Linked DNA regions of Homo sapiens: region 2 is linked to region 1. Evidence: chromatin loops called from intact Hi-C (ENCODE). Cell type or tissue: A673. All regions are shown on one strand. Each heading gives the region's core, and the rest is flanking DNA. Links, peaks and the distances in the headings are about the cores only. Region 1 overlaps PSMB7 (proteasome 20S subunit beta 7). Region 2 overlaps NEK6 (NIMA related kinase 6).

Region 1 (2,906 bases), core at 215-2,714:
AAACTGGGGAAGGGGAAAACATTCATTGACGGTCTTAGGTCCTGGACCCTGAACTCAAGTACTGGGAGTATTTGGCCCTTTTACAGACAAGGAAATTGAGACTCAACTGGTTCCAAATAGTTTGCCCATGGCAAGAGTCAATGAGAAGCGGAGCCAAGCTTTAAACCTAGGTCCTATTCTGAAGCATGGGTTCTCAAGCTCATGCACCCTTCAGAAGGGCAACTTCCCACTCTTTCTTCAAACAACCCATTCCCAGGTGCCCACGCAGGAGCAGCAGGCTCTGGGAACACCAAGAGGCACAAGAGGTGGCCCGGCTCTGGCGCTCCCTAGCTGGGCATATCACTCCGAGCTCTGCAAAGCTGCCAAAGTTGCTCCAGGAGGCACAAGCAACTGCATCAAGCACAGCGTGAATGATGCAACCGGAAACCGAGGGGCACAGCAGCCCTACTGAACTAGGTTCCTTCCCCGCACAAGAGGGCAGGGGACAGGAGGTGCCTTCCTCAAAGGGTGGCTCTGAGGGTTACACAAGATGGCACGTGTAAAGCAAAATGCTGGGGACACTAAAAGTTCAAGAAAAGCTGGCTGATGAAATTCCTCTCCGACAAGCTCCTGGTCCTCCAGGCAGCTATTTTATACAATCACTCTCAGCAAGTCCCAGGGTTGGCAGCTTTCATGGAAATAGAGGTCTTCAGAATTTCTTTCTCAAAGTCATGAAGTTATGAGAGGCAGCAGGAAATGGATTTCTACTGCTTTTCCCCAAATCAATTTAACCAGATCGTCTCAGGAAAAAAAGCTGCTCCTTCTGCTAAAGAGCGGTCCATTTTAAGCAGCCAAGGACCTGTTTGCCACCATGGCCTGCCAAGGTGTAAGATGTATGCGGCGATAACAGAGTCACACACAGGACTTTCTAATCCATCAGTGTCAGCTCTCCCTGACAGAGCGCTTACTCACACTTGCTCATTGTTAGTCAACTGGCCACTCATCCTGGGTAAAATTTGGTGCTTTCCACAGACCCACAGACTGGGATCATTTTTCACTCCATTCCTGCCTCCAAGGCCTCATCTCCTAGTACTGGTGCTTGCTCTGGAGGCCAACAATGCCAATGTGTGCAGAGCTGATTGATGAATATAAAATAAGGCGGGCACCAGGGGACCATATCCAGCCACTAGAGAGCAGTGGAGCACCTCTCACTGCTCGGTAAAACAGACGCAGGCTTTAAATGGTTTAATTGTATGCATGCATTTCATTATAAGTCCTGGCCAAAAGCTTCCCGGCGAGGCAAGCCAAGCAATCAGACAATCTTGCATCGCTTGCTGAAATCCAGATTTGTCCTTTGTCAGCATAAACAGTTTAATTTGATGTTTTCACTCCTGAGTAAGCACTGAGTATTACATTTAAACCCCTCATGAGGGAGAAGAATGCTTCCTTTTCATCAGCAAATGTACCTCAATGTCAAAGTCTACCTTTTATTCCCAATGAATTTAAAAAAGTATTCCATTTAATTTGCTAAAAATATTTGTAAGGCATCCAACAATTTCACTCAAAAGCTAATTCCTCAAAAAACGGAGTTCCTTTTCTAAATGTAATATAGTCAAAGAGGAGTTACATTTTACCCTAATAATTTAAAACACCACTTGAAGGGAAAAGGGATTTTTCTTATAATTGCAACTGCAACATCTCATTGACCTGACAGGTTATAAACACTTATTCTTCAGAAAAGACTAACAATCACGGCATCAGGGCCTAAAATGTGAGAGGTTTTATTTCATTAATGCATTTTAATGAAATGTCACAAGATATGGAGAGAGAACATTTTTTCCTTAAAACATAGGTGTCACCTACCCCTGTTTAGAGGACAAAATGGAGGACGAAAATGACCCTAAAATGCACCTATCTTAATCAGTCCCCTGCACCACGAGGCCACACCGGGAAACCGAAGCTGAGTGCAAGGCATACACCCTGCCCTGCTGCCGCAGGAACGCAGGGCAGTGGGAGCTGGCAAGTCTCTTAAAGGTCCCCTTTACTCAGGTCCATATTTCAAAATAACTTCCCAAACTTCAGGGCATTCCACTTTAATTGATGGACTAGACAGTATTATTTTCATTGTATGGATGGAAGAAGCTAAAGTTCACAGAAAGGAAGGAGGCTACCCAAAGTCATGCAGCCAGGAATGGCAGCATGGGTACATGAACTCAGATCTGGTTAACAGCAAATCCCTCATTCTGTGAACTACACAGTGAAAAGCCTTCTGATGGCTAAGATGACTTTCCACGTAGTCTGACCAATGAGGAAGTAAAAGGCATCAAGCACTAGGTCATAAGCATATAAAGGCACTTTCCTTTAGCAGGGGCGACTCTGGTCCAATTCTGAAACAAGAGCAGATAAAGATGAGCTGGTTAACCTCACTCTCTCTCAGTGGGGTTTAAAGCAAAGAACTTTAAACTGAGCATTTCCTTTAACTGTTCTGAAAAGTGCTCTGGCAAGGGCTTTTACTTGGTTGTAGGCTGAGGACAATTCAAATCAGGAGACTTTGTGGTAAAATGTCAGAGCAGGGAAAAAAGGAGGAAGAGCACCCATACATTAATTCAATACCTCACCATTTTGTCTATAAAAGGTGTTTAATATTTTTTTACACAGAATCAAGAACAAAATCCAATCTAATTAGAATAAATTAAGAACTGGCAAGGGCTGACTATATTACATTTCCTGTAACAATATGAATTTTAGAAGTAAGTATTTTCTCATTTCCTGATATCACGGCACCATCTATTGGCTTAGTACCACCTTTGCAGCAACCAAGAAACAAGATGCATTCATTCAACTTTCACGGGCTTTTGGTTCCCAGCTGTTTTATTCCTGGCACTCCACCGCAACATAATTTTAAGATATAAAATCCATTCACTGCA
Region 2 (2,906 bases), core at 196-2,695, 50 kb before region 1:
AGCCCCGGGTGTGGAGAGTTGTTGAGTGGCGCAGAGCCACTGTGCTGCTGGTGTGTGTCCCCCAGGAGGAGTCGTGAGTTCCAGTCTCTCCAGGACTCCTCTAAATCCAGGCAGGTGGCCACTCTGGCCACCAAGGTCGCTGAGGCTAGCAGTAGAGTCACGCCCATGTCACCTGCTAACCCGGCTGTCCCTGGGCTCAGGGCTCCAGCGTCACCGCCCTGCCCCCACTTGCCCTAAGGTCTGAGGAGGGGATGCAAACCCACCTGTAAGTGGGCATCGTTCACCCGGTGTCAGATCCTGAGGGGAAGAGACAGGCGTTCTAGGTCTCCCAAGGCCCAGGCTAATGCCCGCAGCATAGTGGATGGTCGGGGAGCACAATTTTGAATTAGAGCACGTGTCTGTGTGTAGGCAGCTCACTTACCAACTCACTTTCATCCAAATCCCAGCTCCAGGGCCCACCCACGGAAGGATCCAGGCAAGTCAGCCCCTCCCGGGTGGGCCTCAGGTGTCCCATATGTAGAATGAGTGGCCAGCCCACCTTGTCATAGTGAGGAAGGAATGAGGCCCTAGGGGTGAGGTGCCCGAGTCAGAGAAGGCCCTCGGGCCTGTCCACCAGCTGCAGGCCAAGCACGGGCACTTCTGCCCGCCTCCGGCACGAGGCTCCTGCAGCTTGCCACATTTCCCTTTTTGCTTTGGCCAGCGGGAAGCCAAAGTGCAGCCCAGCCTCAGTCTCCGAGGAGGCTCCACTTTGTCCTCCTTTCCTCATGTGTCTTGTCCCTGGGTCAGATGGCTTTTCGTTTCTTTTTCCATTCTGCTTTGTGTTTTTGTAAGCTGCTTCCTGTCTCCCATGAACCATGGGCTCTCCACACATAAACACACACACAGCATATGAACACACACACAGGCTGGCCAGGCTGACAGAGCTGTGCCCACTTCCCTGGGGCTGGGGCCGGGAGGCCAGCAGCTGGCTCCCTCTGCCTGTGCCAGGCCCTCCACTTGAGAACCGGCCCTGTGGTTCCCAGCCCCGTTCCCTGCCTCAGTCTTTGTCTCGGCTCTGCAGAGGCAGGCACAGCCCATCCTGTGCCAGGCCTCACTGAATTCTGGCTCGGGCAGTCCTCCTCCGAGTCCTCATTTGTGGGCACCTAAATGTGCATCTCACAAGGCAGTCCCGCCTTCGTGACTCCCTGGCATTGAGGCTCGGGTTACGCCGAGCTGACTCATTTGTTGGAGTGAGTGGGGCTGTGCGGCTCGCAGCTGGGGGGGCTGGACCACAGCCGGGGGGCGGTGAGGGGACGGATCGCAGCCGGGGGGTGGTACGGGGGATGGATCGCAGCTGGGGAGGTACCGATCGCAGCGAGGGGTGGTGTGGGGGGACAGATCACAGCCAGGGGTGGATACCAGTCAGCAGTAGGAAGTGAATGAAACACAGCAGTCAAGCCCTGAGGGGATTAGCGTCCTCAGGGACATCAGGCGCTGACCTAACCCTAGCAGCCCCGGCCTCACACAGCAGCAGGCTGCTGTGGCCACCCATAGCCGGCCCATCCAAGGGTAACGGGGCAGGGGCTCTGTGCCAAGTGACCCCCTCCCCACTCCTGCAGTCCCTAAAGGGGAAGGTGAAGCAGGCGTTTCCCCAGCAGACAGGGAGGAGAGCCACATCTGAGCCCACGGCCATGTAATTGGAAAGAGGCCTCCCGCAGTCACGCCCGGAGCCTCCCGCCCCACAGCCTGTGGTGTCTTCCAGGGGCACCAGCCTGAAGAGCTGTGACAAAGCCCCCTGCCCTCTCTGGACAACAGCTGAGGATCCTGCACAGGGCACATACCCAGGTCACCTGGGCCCTGGTGACAGACACAGCCGGAGAAAACCTGCCCTTCCCCAAGCCCCAGCACAGCCCGGAAGGCTCAAAAGCCCCTGTGCTCATCCCTGTGGCTGCAGTGACAGATGCCACCACGCCGATGGCTTCAAGCAACATAAGTTTACTCTCTTAGATCTCGAGGATTCTGGAGGCCAGATGTCCAAAATCAGTCTCGCTGGGCTAAGTCAAGGTGTCAGCGGGCAGGTGCCTTCTGGACGTTCTGGGGGCGAATCTGTTTCCTTATGTTTTCCATGGAAAATGGAGAGGCCACCCGCGGTCCTCGGTCCCCGCCTTGTGTCACCACAGCCTCTGGTGTGCGTCAGCCTGGCGTCTTCCCCTCTTCTGTGCCCTTCTCTCTCGGGCTCCCTGTCATGAGGGCTCTTGTGGGTACGTTGGGGCCCACCTGGATAATGCCCCCATCTCAGGAGCCAACATTTCATCACAGCTGCAAAATCCCATTTGCCCTATAAAGTGTCATTTACAAGTCCCAAAAATTCGGTGATGGATGTCTTTGGGGCCCACCATTGAGTCCCCCATACCCTCTCTCACACTTGGGCATCAGCTATTACCGAGGACCTCCTGTGGCCACCGGAGTTGCTGGCGCTGACCCCAGCTAGTGGGAGCCACCACAAAGCCCCGCACCTGGCCCTCGGGTGGGGCCCCAGCGGAGTGTCTTGAAGAGGCTGGAATCAGGAGTGCTGGCCCGAACATGGAGTGAATCATGACTCGCAGGCCAGGCGGTGGGGAGCCCCCGGTGGGAGCTGGGAGCAACAATGCCCGAGCTTGGGATATCGGAAGGCCGGGCTCTGTTCTCGTTACCTAGATGCCCATGGAGGTGCCCAGCGGGCTGCCCGCTCTGCAGGACTGATTTTTATCTATGTGGGAGCTCAGCTGCAATTACGGAGCTAGAGGAATTGGCTCATTCAGTGCCAGTCCCAGGATCCTCATAGGGGGCCTCCTCGCAGCAGCCTTGAGGTGCCCAGCTGGGACTGAGACCCAGCGAGACAGCGGACTCAAGGGGAAGATCTGCGGAGCCTTGGCCGGGACGCCGCT

Evidence for each region. Hi-C counts contacts between places; a loop is a spot of excess contacts. Peaks named below come from ENCODE experiments on the same cell type or tissue, not always from the same donor. Only the 100,000 strongest peaks of a DNase experiment are listed, where the experiment ranks them.
Region 2: it touches region 1 in a loop (5-fold over the local background); 4 of 110 quality-filtered maps call a loop at or near these places.

Annotation. Positions count from the first base shown.
Region 1 is chr9:124,392,028-124,394,933 of GRCh38, forward strand. The region is part of intron 5 of PSMB7 (proteasome 20S subunit beta 7); the gene reads right to left. Among named protein-coding and RNA genes, the nearest start is that of PSMB7, 22 kb to the right of the region's middle. In A673, for the core only: a CTCF peak has its summit at 1,156 (motif pointing right); DNase peaks (open chromatin) are centred at 424 and 1,224; H3K27ac peaks cover 891 bases.
Region 2 is chr9:124,341,951-124,344,856 of GRCh38, forward strand. The region is part of intron 8 of NEK6 (NIMA related kinase 6); the gene reads left to right. Among named protein-coding and RNA genes, the nearest start is that of PSMB7, 72 kb to the right of the region's middle. RefSeq lists enhancers at 475-1,346, 1,347-2,219. In A673, for the core only: no CTCF peak of the experiment used is centred there; a DNase peak (open chromatin) is centred at 1,231; H3K27ac peaks cover 1,803 bases.